3 separate regions of the Homo sapiens genome follow, and regions 1 and 2 are each linked to region 3. Evidence: read pairs that join two places in POLR2A ChIA-PET (ENCODE). Cell type or tissue: MCF 10A. All regions are shown on one strand. Region 1 overlaps TMEM131L (transmembrane 131 like). Region 2 overlaps MND1 (meiotic nuclear divisions 1). Region 3 holds the start of TMEM131L (transmembrane 131 like).

Region 1 (8,000 bases), 110 kb after region 3:
TTTTCTGTTTGTTGCGTTGCATAATCTTACATAAGAGATACTCTCCTGTCAGCCCAGTATCCCAGTCAGGCCCAGGCTCGGTTTATCTTGTCCTGCCTGGTTCTCCTTTAATGGTTTCCTCTTTGCTGTGCCTTCTTTTGATTGAGTCCTAAATGCCATAAACTTCTCAAGCATATTCCCTCAGGGCACAAGCAGTAATTGTATCTCCATTGAAAAATGCACTGAGCATTCCACACTCACCTTCCTGGTTTCCTTTCACCTGTCCAGGTTTGTGTAAGGCTTGGTGTAGCCGCCTCAGTCTTTGATGGTAGAGCTCCTTAATTGTTTACTATGGGGGATTTAAGTGTATTTCTTCACAGTTCCTAGAACTCAATCATGGTTTCTTAATTATTTTTATTTTTACTTTTGTTTTAAGACAGGGTCTTGCTCTGTTGCCCAAGCTAGAATGCAGTGGTGCAGTTACAGTTATTACAACCTTGGCCTCCCGAGCTCAGGTGATCCTCCCTCCTCAGCCTCCTGAGTAGCTGGGACTACAGGCATGTACCACCATGCCCAGCTAAGTTTTATATTTTTTTGTGGAGACAGGGTTTCACCATGTTGCCCAGGCTGGTTTCAAACTCCTGAGCTCAAGTGATCCACCTGCCTCGGTCTACCAAAGTGCTAGGATGACAGGTGTGAGCCACCATGACTGGCCTATTTTTTGAGGAACAATTCCAGTCTGCTGAGATCTTGCCTGTCTTCCTTTATTAGAGTCTTTTAAAAGCTCCATTTAGCACAGATATATTTCATTTTGAATACCTGCACAATGAGATCTCAAAGTATCTCCACTTCTCTTTTTATATCTGTTTAACCTGACTTTCTAGATGTTGTTTTCTTTTTTTTTTCCTTTTTAGTTGGCATGTAATAATTGTACTTAGGTATGGGATAGAGAGTGCTGTTTTGATACTGTATACAATGTGTAACGATCCACTCAGGGTAATTAGCGTATTATCACCTCAGACATTTATCATTTCATTATGTTGTGAACATTCAAAATCCTCCCTTCTGGCTTTATTGTAGTCAACTGCAGTCACCCTGTAGTGCTGTAGAACACCAGAACTCATTCTGTCTGTCTAGCTGTAACTTTGTGTTGGTTACCCAGCAAGGTTTGGTTATTTCTTTTTTGTTTTGTTTTGTTTTTTGAGACAGAGTTTCGCTCTTGTTGCCCAGGCTGGTGTGCAGTGGCGTGATCTCGGCTCACTGCAACCTCTGCCTCCCGGGTTCAAGTGATTCCCTTGCCTCAGCCTCCCAAGTAGCTGGGATTACAGGTGCCCATGACCACGCCCAGCTAATTTTTGTAATTTTAGTAGAGATGGGGTTTCACCATGTTGGTCAGGCTGGTCTTGAACTCCTGAACTCAGGTAATCCACCTGCCTCAGCCTCCCAAAGTGCTGGTATTTCAGGCATGAGCCACCGCACCCGGCCCAGTTTGGTTATTTTAAACCATTTCAGCTGTGTCTAGCTCTTGCCTTCCCCTTTCCCTATATATATGGGGTAAAATATACTTAACACAAAATTTACCATTTTCACCATTTGTATGCGTACAGTTCACTGGCAGTAAGTACATTCACAGTGTTGTACAGTCATCACCTCCATCCATCTCCAGGACCCTTTCATCACCCCAAGGGGAAACTCCATACCCATTAAACACCTTCCCTCAGCCACCATTATTCTCCCTGGCAACCACTATTCTACTTTCTGTCTCTATGAATTGGACTATTCTAGGTCCCTCATAGAAGTGGGATTATACAGTATTTGTCCCTTTGTGTTTGGTTTATTTCATTTTGCATAATGTCTTCAAGGTTCTCCCATGTTATATAGCATGTATCAGAATTTTATTCCTTTTTAAGGCTGAATAATTTTCTGTTGCACATATATATCATGTTTTGTTTATCCACCTTGTGGCATTTATGAGTAGTCTTGCCATGAAGATGGGTGTATAAGTATCTGAGTCCCTGCTGTCACTTTTGAGTGTATGCCTAGAAATGGAATTGGTAATTCTGTTCAAGTTTTTTGAGGAACCACCACAGCGTCCTTTCTTTTATAGCCTAATTCTCGCCACAGCGATGCCTGCTTAAGTATAAGCTGTGCCCATGCTACTCAAGGTCAAGCGACGGCAGCCTGCATCACAAAGCTTAAACTTTTGCCGAGCCTGGATCTTGTTTCAGGGCCTGTGCCAGACATGCAGGGCCTACTTGTCATTTGTTTGAGGCCCAGCATCATCCAATTGTATAAAAATAGTTACTTGCCTTTGGACAGAGCCAACATACGCTGCCTGACCTATCAAGGTGAAAATCCCACATGGCTCTGCTGAAGCTGCCAGCCCAGGTTGTAATAGTTAAAAGCTAGTTATCCAGGTGTAAAAACCAAGGTGTTGCCCAACACAGATGACTTCCACTTGGCCAAACCAAAAGTTTAGATAGTACAGGGGTTATCTTAGTCTCCCAATTGTTTTTTGTCTGTCTTTCAGGGTTTCTGGCACATTTCAGGGAGTGGGAGGTAGTGTCCAGTAAATGACACTTCTTTTTTTCTTGAGTTCTGTTCCAATCATGAAATAAAAAGAACTTGAAGTGTTTTAGGGGAAAAAAAATCTCTTAGAAACCAAAGGAGTGTGGTAAAGAGTTATCTTCTAAAAGCTTTAATGTGGGAAAAATGCTTCCCCCAAGCATCTAAATTATTTGTTGTGGAATTTTATTAAATAAATGCATTAATTGTGAATGAGCAAATCAATATAATCTCCCCTTTGAGGCCTACTGTGTACCCAGTGGTTTGCATATGTATCTCATTTAGCACCCATCATATTGCTGTGAATTCAATAACTTGATTTCATAGAAGAGGAAGCTGAGTCTTAGAGTGGGTGGGGAATGTCCCCAGGCTTTTATGGCTGGGGTTTGATCTCAAATCTGTGTTGGCTAAGCACTTGGCCACACTGCCTTTTCTAAAATGATGTGGATAAGGAAAAATGCTATCCATATGCAGTAGCCTCTTTTTTCCTCAAAGCAAACTAATTTCAGCCACTTCCTAGGTTTTTGCAAATGTTTGCATGAGTGGGTCTGGCAGTATAGTTAGATTTTGTTTTAGTGGTTAATATCTGAGGAATAAAAGGGTAGTGGTGGTGGTGGTGGGGGTTGAAACACAATTGCTATTTAATATCAGGGAAAAATAGCTGTACAGTACTTATTAATAACTCAGCTGAGCCTGCTGTTATGCAGGAAACACTAAATTAGGAGTGTGGTTATAGAATCTGAGTGTTATGTGGAAGGCACCCAAGATAGCTCTCATTTTATACAAGATCATTTGCCATGTGCATAATACTGTGTGTGGGGGCCACCTGCTGGAGCAGTCAGATGGCTTATACAGAATCAGTGTTCCAGATGCATATGTTGGCATAAGAGATTTACTTTTTCTTGTCTTTTTGAGATGGACTCTGTTACCCAGGCTGGAGTGCAATGGTGCAGTTGCAGCTCCGCCTCCCGGGTTCAAGCAATTCCCCAGCTTCAGCCTCCCGAGAAGCTGAGATTACAGGCGTGTGCCACCATGCCCAGCAAATTTTTGTATTTTTACTAGAGACAGGGTTTCACCATGTTGGACAGGCTGGTCTCAAATTCTTGACCTCGAGTGATCCGCCCTCCTTGGCCTCCCAAAGTGCCGAGATTACAGGTGTGAGCCACTGCGCCCGGCCGAGATTTACTTTTATAATGACTTCTAATATTTAGCATTCAAAATTGTGAAAGGGGAGAAAGATGTCTGAGAAATACAGAATCTAAGATTGGGATTTGTCTAAGTAATTCTTTCATATTTCATAAGTTGTAGTCCTTAAATAAAAAGGTTTCATGTGGTTATTACCAGGAACATCAAGCCTCTTGTTCATTCTGTCTGGATTAATATAGATTCTCAAATATATTTATTTATTAGGCTGTGCTTTACTCTTGTTGATAAGACATCAGAATGACTTAATACTTTAAGTCTGTTATTTCCTTTCCTGTTTAATTGCACACAGTCCCCCCAAATCACACCCTTCTTGTGGCCCAGGGCACCAGCAATTCCTTAGCAAGTGAAGGGAGATGATTCCTTTCTCTCTAGTATCCAGTTCCCTAAATTCATACTTCTTCACCACAAAACTGTGGAAATACATGACATACAAAAGGAGTTTTAACATTTCTATTTTCTTGACCTTTGCATTTTATCTTGGTATGGTTTTCTAATATATATCCCTGTGTTGATGGATTTTTAGGCCTTTAGGTACCTAGGAGAAACAGATTTGATCTATTTTAATTTGTTAAAAAAGTACTGACTGCAGTTGAAAAACCTGATTTTTTTTTCTGTTTTTCTACTACCTAGCCCCAAGATCTTTGATAAGTCTCTTAACCCCTCCAAGCCACAATTTCCCCCATCTTCTAAAAGGGGATAATACTTTATATGAAATAATATGAAATATATAAACTATATTAATACTTTCAATGAAGACTACTTAAGAAAAAGTTGTTTATAGAGTTACTTTTTCTTTTTTCTATAAAATATCTGATCTGATTTGTTAAAGGAGTATGGGAGGTTTCAAAACTAGAGAATTACGTTTTTATTTGTTTTTCCTGTCTAATCAGCCCAGGCTCACTCTGGATGAGGGCGTGTCCTGTTGTCACACAGTGTGCTCAGTTGGGGACAGTTGGGGAACTTGTAACCCTAGTATGTGGTTGCCCCCTGGCTAACATTTTGGTTAGAGTTTCTTTTTTATCAAGTTAATATTGCTATTGTTTTGTTCTTTTTTTTTTTTTGAGATGAAGTCTCACGCTGTTGCCCAGGTTGGAGTGCAGTGGCCCGATCTCGGCTCACTGCAAGCTCTGCCTCCCAGGTTCACGCCATTCTCCTGCCTCAGCCTCCCGAGTAGCTGGGACTACAGGCGCCCGCCACCATGCCCGGCTGATTTTTTGTATTTTTTAGTAGAGACAGGGTTTCACCATGTTAGCCAGGATGGTCTTGATCTCCTGACCTCGTGATCTGCCTGCCTCGGCCTCCCAGAGTGCTGGGATTACAGGCGTTGGCCACCGCGCCCGGCCCAATTGTTTTGTTCTTTTGAGAAAGATATGGACTTGAAACTTTTTCTTTTAGAAAAATTAGCATACTTCTGAAGGGCAGTTTGGAGGTGCTAGAACTCCCCCTTGTGGGATTCTGAAATATGTCCTACAACAAAAGAAACAAAATAGTGATTTTTAAAATGCCTCTCGCTAATAGAAGAATCTTAATTAAAATGGCAAGTTATAAATATATCCGTCCAGAGATTTACTAAGAATGACAAAATATTAGGCTTTAAATCATAGCAAATTACTCTGCGAAATAGGGTTGTTAATTGTGTCAAAAACTGTTAATATGAGTGTGAACTTTTAACATCTTTTCATTTGAAGAAATATTGTAGGGTAGAGAATTGCCTTGTCAGGTTAAGACCTTAACATAGTTAAATTGTTGTAGATTTCTTAAAAAAAAAAAAAAAACTTATAAATGTGTACTTTAAAAGTGTGTTAATATGATTTTTTTCTTTAAACATTTTTTGAAAGTTTCAGATCAGAAATACACACTGTTAGGTTTTTATTCTTTTATTTTGTAGGCACCGTTTACTATTTTCTGTTTCTTGCCCTTTTCAAGCTTCTCTTGCCCTTTTCAAGCTGATTCCCTAGCATCTGTGGCTGTATGCCCACCTCTATCCACTCATCAGCTGTTTATTGAGTGCTGATGAAGTGATAGGCATTGTGCATTCGAAGCACGAGATGCTTAGAATCTCCTGGCGTAGGTAGACCTTGACCATGTTGTTGTGAGAAGTGTTACAAAAGGTCAGGTAGAAGTTGCTGTGGTGTCTGAGAGGGTATTTAAGCCAGGACATGAAGCATAAATCAGATTTAGCTAGGTGGAGAGGTGGGTGGGTTGGAGGAGTGGGTGCAAGGCAAAGGGACAGAAAATTCAAAGGTGTTGAGGCAAGCAGAGCAGAAACGAGACCAGTGAGGTTGGAGCATGCGCAGGGAGGTCGAGACTAGGCAGGTGCCGGAGTTTTATAGCGACAGCAGAGGATTTGGGACTTTTGCCAAGTGAGAAGTCTTTGAAGAGTTTTAAGCAAATAGTGGCATGACCAGATTTGTATATGGGTAAATTCACTCTTGGTGCAGTGTGGAGAATGGAGTGGAAAGGGCAGAGGTGGATGCAGGGAGACTAAGAGGAAGTTACTGCACCATCATTTTTTTGTGTAGTTTTGTGGTGTTAGAGTATTTATTTTGACTTTGTAGGCTGTACAGTCTCTGTTGCAAGTACTCAACTCTGCTATCATAGCACGAAGGCAATAGTAGACAGTCCATAAAGGAACGGGCATGGCTGTGTTCCAATAAAACTTTGCTGACAAAAATAAGCAGCAAACTGGATTTAACCTGTGGGCATAGTTTGCTAACCCCTGATATCTGGGGTATTTATTAAGAAAGAGGAGAAGTGAGTGGGTTTAAGGGCTCATGAAGGAGGTACAATCAGTATGACTTGGTTATGGATTTGTTTGAGGAGAGTATGAGAAGCTGAAGTGAAAGGGGTTTTCAGGTTTCTGGCTTAAACAACTGGATAAATAATGATAGGGTTGATGAATAATGGTGCTAAGATGAGGCACACAGCAAAGGTGGCCAGGTTGGGGTGTGTGAAGATTCAGGTGGATGCCCAGTCACTGGTTGGACATATAGGTATGGAGAGGACTAAGCTAGGGGAATCGATGTGGGAGGGTTCAGCATGCCAACAAGCTCCCCTGGGAGAGAGTGAAGAGGGCATAGGCAGCATCCAGCATAACTCAGTGTCTGATGGTTAAAGGAGCAACAGCTGGCAGAGGAACCAGAGAGAAAGAAAAACCGAGAGGGACAAGTGGTTCAGGCTGTAACAGGACAGGGGGCTGGTGGCAGCAGGGAGAGTGGTGAACAAAAGGAGAAGTTTCTGTTGGATTTGGCCGTGTGAGGATCATTTGTAACCTTAGTTAAAGCAGTTTCAGAGCTGGGCATGGTAGTGCACGCTTGTAGTCCCAGCTACTCAGGAGGCTGAGGTGGGAGGATCGCTTGAGGCCAGGAGTTTGAGGCTGCATTGCGCTATGATTGTGCCTGTGAATTGCCACTGTGCTTCAGCCTGGGCAGTATAACAAGTATTTTATTTTTTTTTGAGACGGAGTTTCACTCTTGTCACCCAGGCTGGAGTGCAATGGCATGATCTCAGCTCACTGAAACCTCCACCTCCTGGGTTCAAGTGATTCTCCTGCCTCAGCCTCCCAAGTAGCTGGGACTACAGGTGTGCGCCACTATGCCCAGCTAGTTTTTTTTTTTTTTTTTTGACGGAGTCTCGTTCTGTCGCCCAGGCTGGAGTGCAGTGGCGCGATCTCGGCACACTGCAAGCTCTGCCTCTCAGGTTCACGCCATTCTCCTGCCTCAGCCTCCCGAGTAGCTGGGACTACAGGCACCCGCCACCACACCCAGCTAATTTTTTGTATTTTTAGTAGAGACGGGGTTTCACCATGTTATCCAGGATGGTCTTGATCTCCTGACCCCGTGATCCACCCGCCTCGGCCTCCCAAAGTGCTGAGATTACAGGCGTGAGCCACAATGCCTGGCCATTTTTTTTTGTATTTTTAGTAGAGACGGGGTTTCACCATTTTGGCCAGGCTAGTCTCCAACTGCTGACCTCAGATGATCCACCCACCTCGGCCTCCCAAAGTGCTGGGATTACAGGCATGAGCCACTGCACCCAGCCTAACAAGTCTCTTTTAATTTTAAAGATAAATTTTAAAAATTAAAAATCAGTTTCAGAAAGTGGGCTTTTTCTGTTTGATGTTGGGATTTGTTCATAGACAAATTTAAAAATCTAGTTCTTCAGGCTGGTGTATTGGTGCACACCTGTAATCCTAGCACTTTGGGAGGCTGAGGTGGGTGGATTGCTTGAGCCCAGGAGTTCAAAACCAG
Region 2 (8,000 bases), 68 kb before region 3:
CCCAGGCTGGTCTCCAGCTCCTGGGATCATGCGATCTGCCTGCCTTGGCCTCTCAAAGTGCTGGGATTGCAGGCATGAGTCACCGTGCTTGGCCTTCAAGTTCAATTTCTAACTAAATAATAGACCTCAAGTTACTTGGAGTAGGAGTGGGGAACCTAATAAATGGAGACTATGTGGAAAAGATTAAAGGCATGCTATTCGTTTTATCTATCTGCATGGAATAAAAAGAAAATGTTTTTTAAACTCTTTTTTTTTTTCAATGTACCCTAATGATTCATGGTCCTTGGTTTTCTTCAAATTGGAGAAATTAGTTCCCAGTATAGTGTTTGACTTTGTTTTCTTTTTTTTTTTTTTTTTTTTTTTTGAGATGGGGTCTTGCTCTGTCGCCAGGCTGGAGTGCAGAGGCGCAATCTCAGCTCACTGCAACCTCAGCCTCTCGAGTAGCGGGGACTACAGGTGTGCGCCACCACACCCAGCTCATTTTTGTATTTTTAGTAGAGATAAGGTTTCACCGTGTTGGCCAGGATGGTCTCCATCTCTTGACCTTGTGATCTGCCTGCCTCGGCCTGGGGCGAGTGCTGGGGCGTGAGCCACTGCACCTGGTGGACTTTGTTTTCATCAACTACTACATGTCAGTTTATCTTAGCAAGCTGTTTTATTTGTTTTTGATTCTCTAGTTGTCTGAGGGAAGTCAAAAGCATGCAAGCCTACAGAAAAGCATTGAGAAAGCTAAAATTGGCCGATGTGAAACGGTAAGTTTGTGTCTATAGATTATTTTAATAATGGCAATTCTAAATATTAGAGTAAGCGACACAGAGCTTCCTGTGAGGAGGATGCATTTCTACCAGAAGAGAAGGGGATCATAGCCAAGGATAGGAACGTTTGACCTGGTAGGATTCACCAATTGTGAGTCTAGATTTTATTATTATTATATATGGCAGCATAGCATAGAAGCATAAACCCTAGAGCCAGACTGCCTGGATTTGAAAGTCTCCTAAATTCTGTTTTCACTTCTCTCTGCTGCAAAATGGGGAATAACAAAATCTGTTATACTTCATTGCGTTATTGTGTGGATTAAACTAGTTAATATTTGCAAAGCACCTAGAAGAGGACCTGGTACATGGTAAGCCCTATATAAATGTTTATGTAAATTTTTAAGACTCTTTTAAAAAAAATTTTTGCATAGAACAAACTGAAAACTATCAACATAGTATCTTTGGCCTTGTAATATTTTAAAATATTAAAAATAAATATTGACCTACTATTTTATTTTTTAAAGTACAATATTTTTCTAAGTATTAGGTTAGAGATTTTAAAAGTCATTTCACTTTCTATTTTCATCATTATCTAAACTATAGATTTATGACTTTAAAAAATATTGAAGATCAACATGAACCACTAAGCATTTCATCCGGGTCTCTATTTGTATCACTTGATTGGGAAAGAAAGCAACTGGAAAACTTGTCACATAGTAGAAAGGGATATAGCAAAGCTTTACAGTGGCTTTATGCTTTCAAAGTTATTTCACATATATTCTTTTATGTGAATCATCAGCACAGTCACAGATAGGAATTGGAGAATAGTCATTTCTGAAGAATATTCAAGGAAAAGTAAACTCTGGGCATAACCTGAAGCTGTTCTATTTCCTCTTCAGTTGACAGTAGCAACTACTACTTCTTTATTTGTTCCTTTTGTTTGTTTTTTTTAAACACTGGCAATAACTTGTAGAACCACCTTCAACTAATGGTGACATATGCTTGCCCAGAAGTTGTCAGCCAGTCTACTGTTAATCCACTGGAACAAGTGCATCTTGCGGGGAAAAACCCACTAGCAAACATAGTTGCCGCCTGCAGATATCAGAAGAGTTTAGTGGTTCAGAAACGTTCCTAAGAAAGATGAAGTCTTGTGCTCATCCTGATCTTACCAGCCAGGACTTTTCAGAGCTACCTAGCCCCTATCTGCTAATTATTCTTGATGATGGTGGTGATCCTGCTGCTGGTAAAGAAGAAAAATAGCTAACGTGTATTCTCCTTACTCTGAGCCAGGCAACTGCTGTTCTAAATGGATTTTGTATATTTATTGAATCCTACCAGCAGTCTATGGCGGTGGCTACCGTTACTGTCTCCATTTTGCTTTCAAGGAACTGGAGGCACAAAGAGGCTAAATACTTTGGCAAAGATCTCAGTGATAGTGATTGTCTAAGATTGTTTCAATGCATGATACCTGGAGAACTATTATTATATTCACATTGGATGTTCACCACTCTGCTTCTCCTGTCTTTTTTTCTCCTCTTGATTTTGTTTTGTTTTTTGGTTTGTTTTTTAGAGATGGAATATCTCTGTATTGCCCAGGCTGCCCTTGAACTCCTGGGCTCAAGTGATCCCCCTGCCTCAACCTCCTGAGTAGCTGGTACTACAGGCAGGCACCACCACACTTGGTGACAGTGTTCCTTTTGAAGCATTTTTATTTGGGTATTGATGGCAAATAATGACCATCTTCTTATAGTTATTTTAAAATCTCTCCTGAGCTGTGCTAATACGATATACACTAACCATGTGTGGCTATTTATATTTAAATAAAAATTAGCTACAATTAAATTTAGTTTCTCGGTCCCAGTGGCCACATTGCATATATTGAGTAGCCACATGTGGCTAGTAGGTCTTGCAGTGAAGAGTGCAGATCTAGAAAGTTTTCCTCACTGCTGAGATTCTGCTGGGCCGTGCTGCTTCTGAGCGTGCTGCTCTGTATATGAGTCTCTTGTACAAATGCTAGCAAAGGAACTCTCTTCACTTTGGAACCAAAAGGAACAGCTAAAAGCAAAGTAGAAAAATACAAATAAAAAATACAAGGTAGCTGGCAACCTTACGAGTCGTGTTAGGCAGTTTGAACTTTACTTGATTTTGCCTCGGATTTATCCTATGATTCTGTACTATAATCTTTGCCAACATTTGGTTTTTGTTTGGGCTTACTTTTCAGGTTTCAGAAATACAAATTGAATATGTATAGCACTATGACTTCTACCTGCTAGTGAGAAATATGGCTAGACATTTCAAATGGTTTTTATTGGATCATATTGTATTTTGAAGCTTTATTCTGGTTTACCTTTAAAGAATAGGTGGTGGGAGGCCTCAAACTACAATTGTATTATTTCTTTAAATGTATATAAAATATAAAGGATATATTAAAATATTCTTAAAAATTGAAAAATTGTCTAGAACACTTTTAAAGATAATTGTATAATGATCGATGTCTTAAAATGTTACTTACACATATAGACATAATCTTGTGAAACTACTCAAAAAGTAGTATAATTTTTTTCTGTAACATACAACGACATGGTCATCTTAGAGTTCTAACATGAACCTCCCACCTATTTATGAGCATTCCATTCTACATATTAACTCCCATTTAGTTATTCAATATATATAAAAGATACTTGAGATTTCAGGAAAGATGAGAATTGAGCTTATTCTTATACTGTGAATATCTGTGTGTGTATACTTATATATATAATGTCAAAAGTCTAATGCACATCATTTATAAGAAATAAAATGAAATTGTTATAAAATGTATTACCTTACAACATATAGAATTTTGTTTGTCTTAATTGAACATAAAACTATCTGGAATGCAGGAAGAGCGAACCAGGCTAGCAAAAGAGCTTTCTTCACTTCGAGACCAAAGGGAACAGCTAAAGGCAGAAGTAGAAAAATACAAAGACTGTGATCCGCAAGTTGTGGAAGAAATACGTAAGTTTGTGTCATACCTTAGGGATCTTTAACTTTGATAATGAAGAAGACTTTATTTTTCTAGTTGCCTGCTAACTATTCTCCATGTATATGAGAAAATAAAACTAGTTAAGGTAGTATTCTGTTTGTAGTACTCTAATTTTGTATTTGTAACATAGTAGGAAAATATTGCTTTAGTATTGCCATTAAAAAGTCTTAATGTGCCGGGCACGTTGGCTTATGCCTGTAATTCCAGCACTTTGGGAGGCTGAGGTGGGTGGATTGCTTGAGCTCAGGAGTTCAAGACCAGCCTGGCCAACATGGTGAAATCCCATCTCTACAAAAAAAAAACACAAAATTAGCCAAGCATGGTGACAGATGCCAGTAGTCCCAGCTACTCAGGAGGCTGGGGTGGGAGAATCCCTCAAGCCCAGGAGGTTGAAGCTGCAGTGTGCTATACGTGCCATTGCACTCCAGCTAGGGTGACACAGTAGAACTCTGTCTCAAAAAAAAAGAGAGAAGTCTTAATGTTAGAGCATTGAACAGCGACAATTTTGAAATTATAAGCATTTTAAAATTAAGGAAGAAGTGTGGGATAGAAGGATAAAGACATAAAATATAAGGTTAGAGAACTGAGGAGTTAGTAAAAGAGCTAATTTGGCCTCAAGAACTTTGATTCTGTAAAGAAATCCATCATTATCTTCTAGGAAAAATGATACCATAAGTAGAAGAGTTTGCAAGTTGCAGAAAATCAGTCTGTACATTGAGTTGCCTTTTAAATATACCAGTCATTTTTTTTTCCTTGTTTTAGACCAGAGTCCCCAGAGCCTTGTTTTGAATAATGTTTATATTTTTTTAAAGATAGAAATGTGAATATTTAAGGAGATAAAAGAGTGTATTATAAAGGCATAGCATTTAATTGTTTGGGAAAATATTTATAACTTTTTAAATAATTTTCTGTCTTAGCCTGTCTTTTATTTAGGAAACTTTACCAAGTGAAACTCATAGAAAAACTGATATTATAGTGTGTGATAGAAGGCTTTGAAAGAAATGGAAAATATTTGGTATGTTAAAATTAACCTGAGGATAGTTTGATTGCAACTAAGCTGGCCTAGTCCTTGGCAGTGGTCTTTACAATTAAAGAATTGTAAGCAGTTCAGTTAGTGTAAATCTAAAGTTAAACTTCATTTAAGAGACAGGTCGCTGCTTTGCGCAACTCCAGGAGGCACCATTCACATATATGGAGTACATAGCCTAGGTGGTGATATGTAGTGCCACTGGTTCAGCTGATTACCCAGGGTGATTTTCAAAGAGAGGTGGAGGCAGAAGAACTCCCTGAGCCAGTCATTGTCTGTAAATTAAGTATTTGGGGAGAATGTCAGCTCTTTTATGCTGACCACAGATTTATTTGTCATCATCCTGCAGAAGAAAGTGCTAATCAAATCTACACCTACAAAAATAAATACCTTAATCTGTTGGAAAGTTTTAACTAATACCAGGTGATCCTCAGTGAGCACAAGCACATCACAACAGGAGAGTACCTCACAGGTAGAAGGTTACTGTTAGGAAGCTAGGCCTGCGTATGATTCATCTTCAAAAGGAAACAGACTGCTTGTTCAGGAGGACTTAGAACATTGTGTACCTTATCTAGAGCACCTTCTCATTCTCTTGCAAGAGAACTTCAAGCACAGTTTTCTTAACTAGGTTGAATACTTTCAGGTGATTTATTTTCAGGATAGCATGACTGTGCCCTCTAGCAGTTCATCATGAAAAATCTGAGTTTCACGATAACCAAATCGGACCCTTCATTTACTCTTACTTGCCTTTTTTCCTGATTTCAGTTTTGTGTGATTCTTGTACTTTTTCCTTGGTGTGCTACCTCTTTGCTTACCTGTTTCATTCTCTTATATGTCTAGGACCTACAACTCTTAGGTATATCCAAAAAGACGTAAGCTTTTCCACTCCATGGTCCCTATTGTACTGCCACAGCTATTTCCATGGGCAGGTGACCCTCACTGACATCACCTCCAATTGACTCCCCAGTCCTTTTCTTAATTTTGATATATTCTGCCCACTCAGGAATGAATAAAACTCTTATTTAGGCTTACTAAACTACTGTAACCTACACTGATAGTGACCCTGAGCCAGTGGATCACATTAAGGTTCAGGAAATTAACAGGGATAGGGAATTGTGCCAGACCAATTCATGAAGTGGGGAAAACTTGTATTTTAGGCATGTAATTTAAGATGTTGCCATTCCTTGTAGGTCTGATTCGAGTAGCACTTTTGGCAAACACATCACCTCTTAGGTAATAAAACTTCAGAAAAGAAGTTCAGGGTATACAAAGGACGGTGAACTTTCTGGAGGGTGGAATAACACAGTTGAGGAGGCGGCAACTGAAATTTTAAACTGGTTGCCTGCATTCTGCTGTCTATCTTAACCCTTAAATTTATAACTTTGGTAATTTATTTCCCAACCCAAGGAAAACATGCCATTGTGAATGAGTATTATGAGTATTACAGTATATGAGGTCTCACTGAGAGAACAAACCTGAAATTTTCTGTTTTTTCAGTGAGATTTTTTTTTTTTTTTTTTTTTTTTTTTTGGAGACAGGGCCTTGCTCTGTCTCCCAGACTGAAGTGCAGTGCATGATCAGGGATCACGGTAGCCTCAACCCCCGCAAGCTCAAGTCATTCCCCCACCTCAGCTTCCCAAATAGCTGGGACTACAGGCACATGTCACTACACCCAGCTAGTTTACTTTTACTTTTATTTTTTATAGAGATGGTGTCTCGCTATATTGCCCAGCTGGTCTCGAACTCCTGGCCTCAAGCAGTTCTCTCCCCTTGGCCTCCCAAAGTTCTGGGATTACAGGTGTGATTCACCATGTTTGGCCTTTATCATTTTTCATCACCATCAGACTAGGTTATCTTTTAATAGTTATTTATGCAACCATGTAAAGATGGATCCTGGAGAACTTGTAATGGAGTCTATTAGAGATATATTAATTTTTTACTTGGGAATGAGAGAGTAAGAATCCTTCCTTCCTGGCTTTGTGCATTTTAAAAAATTTATTAAAGATTATCATCTTTTTTGCAGGCACAGTGGCTCATGCCTGTAATCCCAGCACTTTGGGAGGCCAAGGCAGGAAGATAGCTTTAGGCTAGGAGTTTGAGATTAGCCTGGGCAAGAGAGTGAGACCCTATCTCTACAAACAATTTAAAATTAGCTGGTCATGCTGGCATGCGCTTTATTCAAGTTTTCTTCCTCCAGTTTTATTACCTTTCTACTTGAGAGGCTGAGATGGGAGGATTCCTTGCACCCAGTAGTTCAAGGCTGTAGTGAGCTATGGTCGTGCCACTATACTCCAGCCTGGGCAACCGAGTGAGACCCTGTTTCTTGAAAAAGGATTAACATCTAGCAAGATAAAATTCATTATGTCTGGCATACAAGCAAAGACTACCAGGCCTGGAGAGAAGTGGGAAAACATTATCTATAATGAGCAGAATACTCCATCAGTCAAAATTGACCCAGAAATTAGGATCAGAAGACCAGAACATTTAAAAAGTTATTATAACTGTATTCCATATGTTCAAAAAGTTAAGTGGAAATAGAGAAGATATAAAAAAGACCCAGGTCAAACTTTTGAACATGAAAACTACAATGTCTGACATGAAAAATACACTATGGTAAATTACCAGCAGATTAAATTTTGCAGAAGAAAGAATTGATGTTAGTTGAAGATATAGCAATAGAAATATCCAAAATGAAACACAGAAAATAAAGAATTTAAAAAATATGAAAATGGGGCCAGGCGCAGTGGCTCACGCCTGTAATTCCAGCACTTTGGGAGGCCAAGGTGAGTGGATCACTTGAGCCCAGGAGTTCGAGACCAGCCTGGACAGCATATGGAGTCCTTGACTCCCATATAAATAAAATAAAAATTTTAAAAATATGAAAATGGCATCTGAGCCTTAAGACAACTTCAAGGGACCTAATATATGTGTAATTACAGTCCCAAATGGAGTATGTTTTGGTGGGAGGAGAGGTTGCTGAGCCAGAAAAATATCTAAAGAAATAAAAGCTAAAGTTTTTCAAATTTGATGAAAAGTATAAACCCACAAATCCAAGAAATTTAAATATTTAAGTAGTAGATGCCAGTGATCCCCTTATCACTAACTTTAGAGAACTTCTTAAGACTTTAACCTCTACTCACCCCAAATCTCCATTCCTCAATGAAATTATTGTTTTTAAAGTGCACTTTTTGATAGG
Region 3 (8,000 bases):
AACCCAAATGTCCATCAATGATAGACTGGATCAAGAAAATGTGGTACATATACACCATGGAATACTATGCAGCCATAAAAAAGGATGAGTTCATGTCCTTTGTAAGGACATGGATGAAGCTGGAAACCATCATTCTGAGTAAACTATCACAAGGACAGAAAACCAAACACTGCATGTTCTCACTTATAGGTGGGAAATGAACAATGAGAACACTTGGACACAGTGTGGGGAACATCACACACTGGGGCCTGTCGTGGGGTGGGGGGAGGGGGGAGGGATAGCATTAGGAGATATACCTAACGTAAATGACAAGTTAACAGGTGCAGCACACCAACATGGCACATGTATACATATGTAACTAACCTGCACGTTGTGCACATGTACCCTAGAACTTAAAGTATAATAAAGTAAAAATAAAAAAATTTTTTGTCTTTCATTTTCAAACTTTAAACTTTTTCAGACTTTCAAACTTTTCACAAAGTTAAAGTTCTAATTTAATCAATTTATTTTTAAATTACAGTAAAACTTACTCTTTATTTTACAGTTTTATGAATATTTTTTAAAATAGAGAATAAACTGTGAATACTGCTGCTACTCACCCAAAATTACATTACAGTCCCATAACAGAAAAGGTCAGTTGTTTAACACAACAGAGTTTGAGAAAGGAGAGAATCCTTATCCTTATCCAATGCATTTAATTGAGGCATTATAAGATGAGATGGAATAAAGTTATAGTAAGAAGGGTCCTCTAGAGGTTGGGTGTGGTGGTTCACACTTGTAATCCCATCACTTTGGGAGGCCAAGGCAGGAGGATTGCTTAAACCTAACAATTCAAGACCAGATCCTATGTCAAAAAGAAAAGAAAAATAAATAAGTAAATAAATAAATAAATAAAAGCCAGTAGAGATTTAGCCATTCATAGGTCTTTTTTTTTAAAAAAAACAAAACCATTTTATCTTATATGAATCTAACTTAACATTGATATACTCCACTAAGACATCACCTTAATGCCTCTTCCACACTTTAGTTGTGCGTATATAATTTTCTTTTCTTTTTTTTTTGGAGACAGGGTCTCACTCAGTCACCTAGGCTGGAGTGCAGTGGTGCAATCTTGGCTCACTGAAGCCTTGAACTCCTAGGCTCAAGCAATCCTCCCACCTCAGCCTCCTGAGTAGCTGGGAATACAGACTACAGGTGTGTGCCACCATGCTCGGCTCTTTAAAAAAATTTTTGGGCCAGGTGCGGTGGCTCACGCCTGTAATCCCAGCACTTTGGGAGGCTGAAGTGGGTGGATCACGAGGTCAGGAGTTCAAGACAAGTCTGACCAACATGGTGAAACCCGGTCTCTACTAAAAATACACACACACACACAAAAAGCCAGGCATGATGGTGGGCGCCTGTAATCCCAGCTACTCAGGAGGCTGAGGCAGGAGAAATGCTTGAACCCAGGAAGCAGAGGTTGCAGTGAGCTGAGATCACGCCACTGCACTCGAGCCTGGGTAACAGAGTGAGGCTCCATCTCAAACAAACAAACAAATAAACAAAAATTTATAAAGACAAAGTCTCACTATGTTGCCCAGGCTGGTCTTGAACTCCTGGGCTCAAGCAATCCTCCTACCTTGGCCTCCCAAAATATTGGAATTACAGGCCTGAGCCACCTTGCCTGGCCTATAATTTTCATATTGAGTTAATTTGTGTTTACATTAATTTTTTTTCAGTTAACATTATTTCATATATACTTCTCCATAACTCTGCCACTAAAAGCAGCTCTGGCTGGACAGGGTGGCTTGCACTTGTAATTCCAGCACTTTGGGAGGCTGAGGTGGGTATATTGTTTGAGCCCAAGAGTTCAAGACCAGCCTGGGCAACATGGTGAAACCATGTCTCTACAAAAATACAAAAATCAGCCAGGTGTGGTGGCCTGCCTCTGTGGTCCCAGCTGCTTGGGAGGCTGAGGCAGGAGTATTGTTTGAGCCAAGGAGGCAGAAGTTGCCGTGAGCCAAGATTGGGCCACTGCCTTTCAGACTGGGTGAAAGAGTGAGATCAGAGTAGTAATGAAGAAAAAGGCTAGGTATGGGAAATAGTACAGAGTAGGGCACCATAGGACTAATTCATAGATTTAAAGGGTGTAAAGGAAAGATGAATTAAATATGACTCCTTGGCTTTTTAGAGAAAATTATTATTAGTGTTTAGATCTAGGTATTTCCCACACCTAGCCTTTTTCTTCATCACTACCCTTGTCTCAAAACAATTTATAAATAAAAATTTTTAAAGGAGTTCTATAACTTGGATTTTAAAATTCTCTATGGGCTTTGGTTTCTTCTGTAAAATGAGGCAGTTGGGCTATTAAATGATTTCTAAAAAATTTCCAGCTCTAATATTCTGTGACAATATCTAGGATTGACAAGGGGAATAATGGAAATATAGCACAAATGACACAGGAGTCTTCTTTGAAGAACAAGGTTACTCCAAAACATGGATGCTGCTTAATGGGCCATAACTTTCCTGTTGTCCATGAGTCAGCATGAAAAATAACTCCAGAGGAGGCTAAGTAGGTCAGATTTATCTAAGAAGACAGCTGTGTAATCCCGTATCCCTCTCCAACCCCATGGCACAGCAGATACATGCTTTTGGCTCTGTGAACAACAGTCAAATAGCATTACCCATTTTGTAAAGTCCACAAGACCACAACTTGAAAAATCAAGCTGGCCTTACAAAGTCTAGAAAAAGCTATAGCAGTATTTACATATGGTCCATAGCAATGTTAGTCTATCTTTTAAGTCATTTCCATTGATGCTGTGATACTCGTTAATGTGGGAAAGACTTTATTAGTAAAAGAGTAAAGTAATTTAAATGTTAGCAAAAAAGTTTTGTATCACAACTTTGAATCTGTTTAACAAAACCGGTTAGGCTGTTAATGTTTGCTTGCTTTCCTTTATACGTATTATACTCATATGAGGACTTAAAATTACATTCTGTAAATAAATAGGCCCATGAGAGAACTTTCATTTAGAAGCAAACTTTGAAGGTGCAGTTACTGCTTAAGTGGGCTGTGCAAATATTCCTGTCACTGGAGGTCCCTTTAACTGCGTGGGGGACCTTCAGAATCCAAGGGGCAAATAGAAACTTGGAGAAGTGAAGAGAAAAAAAGGGCACATTGAGATGGCACTGGAGATCCTTGCTAAATAAAGGAAGATGTTGGCAAGGAATACAGAAAAAAGTATGAAACAGAGACTACTGGAGGTATTCAAGTTGGAAAATGCAAAGTGTCCCTTTTTTTTTTTCACATCAACAACTTACGTTTATGCTAATCTACTTAAATGTTAAGTCTGGCCAAGCAATTAGACTATTTAACCTTGTTTGGAGTTAAATGCAGACAGTGTGTGAGACTGTGTTCACAGTACTGTATTACGTCTTTAGGAAAGAGGATCTAGATTTCATTTTGTCCTTCTCAGGATTGTGTCTGCTATGCAAGCACTGGTTTTCTATAGTCTGGCTTGTAAGGCACAAGGAGCAATTAAACAGAGGATTAAGGTAAACAGGTGTGTCCCATCACTTCCCCTCTTCATACTATATTGTTCATATTCTCTGAATTTCATACAAGCTACAGTGGAAGCAGTAAGTTAACTTTAAAAAATCATAAGATTGCCCATACTTCTAGGTTATGCAAATTGATTTCTGAATAAGCCCTTGTTTGCGACATCGCTGGTAAAGGCAGGATGTTAACTTAAAGAGATGCCAGATTTTGGACTTGTTAGTTATAGGCATCAAAACCTGGAACTAGGAAATGTATTTCCACGTATTACTTCCATTATCCTACTAATGTTAGAAACAGGCAACTAACCACATCCTCGACCCCAACCATATTTCAGGAGAGGCTGGCTGAATTTTGCAATATGATTCCAAAAGGGAGTATTTGCAGGGTCTTTGAAGCTATAAATCCCCTAGGAAGAGTCTTCCCCACCTGTCAGGACCTGGACAGTGTCCACAGAGGGTGCCGGGCGCACTACCGCCACGCGGCGCTGAGGTCTGCCTCTCGGGTTTTGGGAGAGCTCTTTTTATTCTAAATTACAGACTTTGCAGCCACCGGATATCCTCGCTGCATAACTGGCAGTGGCCATGTGGCTGCACTCGCGTTTCCTGACAACCACTGCATTATTTCCACTAATATCCTGTGTCCAAGGCCTCTCGCTTGGCGACTCCTCGTTCCCACCTCCACCGCCACCTCTTCCCTCGAGGGTAATCTCTCGACCGTGGCCCAAGCGCCTCGACAAAGCGGCAACCACCCAAAAGTTCATGAAAATGCACTTGGCAAAAGTGGGCCGCTAGTCCCCGCGGACAGCTCTAAGCGACCCCGTCCCAGCCGAGGAAAGCGCCCGGGCCCCGCAGAGTGCGCGCTGCGGGGCGGGCCCGCGGCCATGTGCTCCGCGCCGGGGCGGGGCACCCGCGGGTTCGCATTGTCCACTTTCCCCCGCACCCCGCCGCGTTCCGTCCCTCCCTATCTGCGGCGCACACGCGCTCAGAGCAAGCGGCGCGCCCGGGTCTGGAGCTGCAGCAGCTGCGGCAGCGGCGGGGGTGGTGCGGCGCGGGGCGGGGCGGGGCGGGGCGGGGCGGGGCGGGGCGGCACGGGGGCGGGCCCGGGGCGAGGCAGCTGGGGCGCCAGCGAGCTAGCGGCGAGCGCGGCGAGCAACGGAGAGGAGCGCGAGCAGCAGCATGGCGGGGCTCCGACGCCCGCAGCCCGGCTGCTACTGCCGCACCGCGGCGGCCGTGAACCTCCTGCTGGGCGTCTTCCAGGTCCTGCTGCCCTGCTGTCGCCCGGGAGGGGCTCAGGGACAAGGTCAGCCTTGCGCCGCTGGGCTCGCTCTGCCTCTCCACCCCGCCCCCGCTCTTTCTTTTAGGGAACTGCTGAAATCTATAAGAGGGCGAGGGGAGGAAAGGGAAAGGGGCAGGAGGAGGAAGGAAAGCTGTTGCGATTCTCCGCTGATAACATTTTCTGACCACAGCGTCCCGTCCCGCGCCTCTCTGCCCCGTACAGCTGGAGAGCGGGGCAGTCGCGGGGCTTGGGGACCGCTAGCCGCTCGCGCCCTGGAGCCTTTGTGCGCGGGCCCCTGCGCCCCGGGCGCAGCCCCCGCTTTGTGTGGCGCGCGCGGGTGCCCCGCAGCGGCCCGGCTTCCTGCAGCTTTGTTCCCCCGAGCCTGGCCGCCCAGGGTCCACACTCCAGATGCTCGGGCTGCGGAGCCCGGAGTGCCTCGTGGGGTGTCTTCACTCCCACTTCGTCCCCCCACCCCCAGCACGAGCACCCCGAGCCTGCCTGCACGCTGTCGCCTTCGCGTCCGAGGGGCCGCCGGCTCACACCCCACCCATTGTATTTTTATCCTTGGCTCGCCCCTGGGATGGCCTCTGTTCCCAGGAGGAAAAAGAGACGTGTTTTGGTGAGGCGGGGGGCACGGAGGGACGGTAGGGGAAACAGGAAGCGTTTCTTTAGCGTGCATTAAAAACGTGGTGTATTTTTTGGTGTTCCTGCAGCGATTGAGCCGTTGCCGAACGTGGTGGAGCTGTGGCAGGCAGAAGAAGGGGAACTCCTGCTGCCCACTCAGGTGAGGACGACCAGGTGACAGGGCGGCTGTGGGTGTACGAGGGAGGAGAGGCGGGGAGGCCCCCGGTCCTCCCCACCCCCTGTCCAAGCGGCACAGGCGTTCGGGCCACTTTGCAAGGCAAATAAACGTTAGGGGCCGAGCCTGAACACCTGGCAACGGTGGCCTTCCCGGCTCCTCCCACGCCATGTGACAGGGCCTGAGGCAGGCCGGCCCCAAGTTCAGAAGGTGGGAACCCAGGCCACCTCAGCAGGGAAGCGGCCAGCGGTCTGTTCGGCCGTGGGTGTCCTGGGTGCACACTGTTCCCTAAGTGAGCTGGTGCTGTGTGGATGGCAAGTGGCTAAGAGGTTGAGGACAACAGGAGTATTGATTTCATAAATGTTAGAGTGGTATTTGCCATTAGCGTTAAGTAGCTTTGGGATGGAGATGTGACTCTCAAGGATTGTCATCTTGGATTTTCTCCAAGTGCCCTTAATTCCTGTTAAAATACACCCACTTAAGAACTTGAATTTCTGGTTTTTTTCTCTGTATGATGATATGATGATTGCGTGTAGAAAAATAATTACTGACGTTTTATTGGGAATCTGTAGCATCATAGAGGGTTTATTGCTGCAACAGATACAGTACTGCAAAGCTTTTAACTTTTACAAGAAATTCCCATTGACTGTGAAGTGTGCACATTTAAATATAATGTTGTTGACTGCCTTTCACCAGTAACGGTAGTGATCCAAAATGCATTTTTTGGGTGGGAGTGGCTTGAATTATAAGGAAATATTTAGCTTGTGTGCAGTACTTTTTAAGATGTTCATTACTTCCCACGGTGGTGGCAGCACTTAATTCTGTGTTGTGTCTTGCGGCTGTTTAGAAAAACAGGATGTCTAGCTATAACTTTACCGGAGAGGCTGTCCAGTTTTACATTTCAGTTTTCTCCCTCCTATGTGAAACATTCAGAGTGCTGGTTTTGAGATATTTAGAATATTCATTTTGATCAGGGCTAATGAATAACAGCTTCAAGGCAGAGAGGTGATTTTAGAGGAGAATTTTCCTGGACCCTCCTTGAAGGCCAGCAGCCTGAATGAGACAGGTCTTTTGAGAAAGGGCCCCATCAGGATGAGGAGCAGATAGTTTTTCCTTCTCCTAAAAATTTATTCCCAAATGGATTTTTTCCCCGATTTTAAATAATATACATGTGTTTTTGAAGGTTTGGAAGATACAGAAATATAAAAAGAACAAAATAGAAATCCGTCGTATTCCTACTGCAAGAACGACATTTAACGCGATGTATTTATTTTAAAAAAATTATGTTTTTGTATATCAGAGTTGTTCAACAGTGGCACTGGTGACATTTTGGGCTACAGAGTTCTTTGTTGTGGGGGCTGTCCTGTGCACTGTGAGATGTTGAGCAGTTAGCATCCCTTGCCTCTACCCACTAGATGCCAGTGGCACTCACTGCTGCTTCCCCCTCTCCCCCACCCCCTCCTGATTTTGACAACTAAAAATGTTTCCAGACATTGCTAGATGTCCCTGGGGAGCAAAACTGCCCTGGTTGAGAAGCACTGGTGTATATCTATGTATATGTATTTGCATTTTTGCTCAATTATAGTTTCTATCTCTTACTGGCTAGTGTTGGAAGCCAACCCAGACTAAAAGGAAAGTAAATTATAGGTGATTGAGTCTAGTAGTATATACTCTCATTTGTTAGAGCGTTAGTTGAAGATTTAGTAGGTGTGCTCAGAGATGGAAATGTCAAGGCCTAAATGATTATTTGATTTATGGGCTCAAAAGTTATTTTATACAATTCTTAATTTCTGGTTTATTTGTATAATACAATTTGTTTTGATAATAGATGTCAGAATTCAGAAGCTGTCTGGGATATTCAGTATAGAGGGATTTATAGCTAAGCTATTTTAATCAAAGCTATAATGAAAGTGAAACTGGTTTTCAAAATAATTTTCTAAATACTTCATCCATATCTCTACGTATACCTTTTAGAAACTATCTTGCCCTGCTTATACCTGGGCCCAAGGGTAAGGGAGACACACACACACACACACACACACACGTGTGTATGTGTGTGTATATATATCTCATAAGCTACAGAGAGTTTTGAAGAAAGTTATTTTAAGTGAATTATTTTCAAAGTATTTTGAATTTTTTCAGCAAAAATTCCCTCATATGTGTCAAACGGAGTCTGTTGAAAAGAGAATATTTATAGGTGTTAATTTAAATTTGAGGGTTTTCTGCTTAATTAACCAGTACATTGGGTTTCTTTCATGCAGGAAGACTGAAAGATGGCTTCAGAGGCTAAGATTTGTCAGTAGTAGATGAAATAGGAACTTTAGAGGATGTGGCATTAAATAAAATACTGGCCAGGCTGGTGGCTCACGTCTGTAATCCCAGCACTTT

What was found. ChIA-PET counts read pairs that join two places held together with the same protein. Peaks named below come from ENCODE experiments on the same cell type or tissue, not always from the same donor. Only the 100,000 strongest peaks of a DNase experiment are listed, where the experiment ranks them.
Region 1: POLR2A ChIA-PET joins it to region 3 with 34 read pairs; 21 of 35 experiments call an interaction of 5 or more read pairs at or near these places.
Region 2: POLR2A ChIA-PET joins it to region 3 with 20 read pairs; 6 of 35 experiments call an interaction of 5 or more read pairs at or near these places.

Annotation. Positions count from the first base shown.
Region 1 is chr4:153,571,167-153,579,166 of GRCh38, forward strand. The region is part of intron 7 of TMEM131L (transmembrane 131 like); the gene reads left to right. Among named protein-coding and RNA genes, the nearest start is that of TMEM131L, 110 kb to the left of the region's middle. In MCF 10A, CTCF peaks have their summits at 3,381 (motif pointing left) and 5,204 (motif pointing left); a DNase peak (open chromatin) is centred at 3,365.
Region 2 is chr4:153,393,585-153,401,584 of GRCh38, forward strand. It overlaps MND1 (meiotic nuclear divisions 1), which reads left to right. Exons shown (of 8, transcript NM_032117.4): 5 at 678-752; 6 at 3,635-3,749. Among named protein-coding and RNA genes, the nearest start is that of MND1, 53 kb to the left of the region's middle. In MCF 10A, no CTCF peak of the experiment used is centred here; no DNase peak of the experiment used is centred here.
Region 3 is chr4:153,461,685-153,469,684 of GRCh38, forward strand. It overlaps TMEM131L (transmembrane 131 like), which reads left to right and starts at 4,676. Exons shown (of 35, transcript NM_001131007.2): 1 at 4,676-4,837; 2 at 5,527-5,597. The coding sequence starts at 4,714. RefSeq lists enhancers at 4,137-4,316, 5,687-6,352, 5,847-5,936, 6,307-6,366, 7,618-8,000 and silencers at 4,357-4,506, 4,547-4,646, 5,017-5,376. In MCF 10A, a CTCF peak has its summit at 4,184; DNase peaks (open chromatin) are centred at 4,707 and 5,777.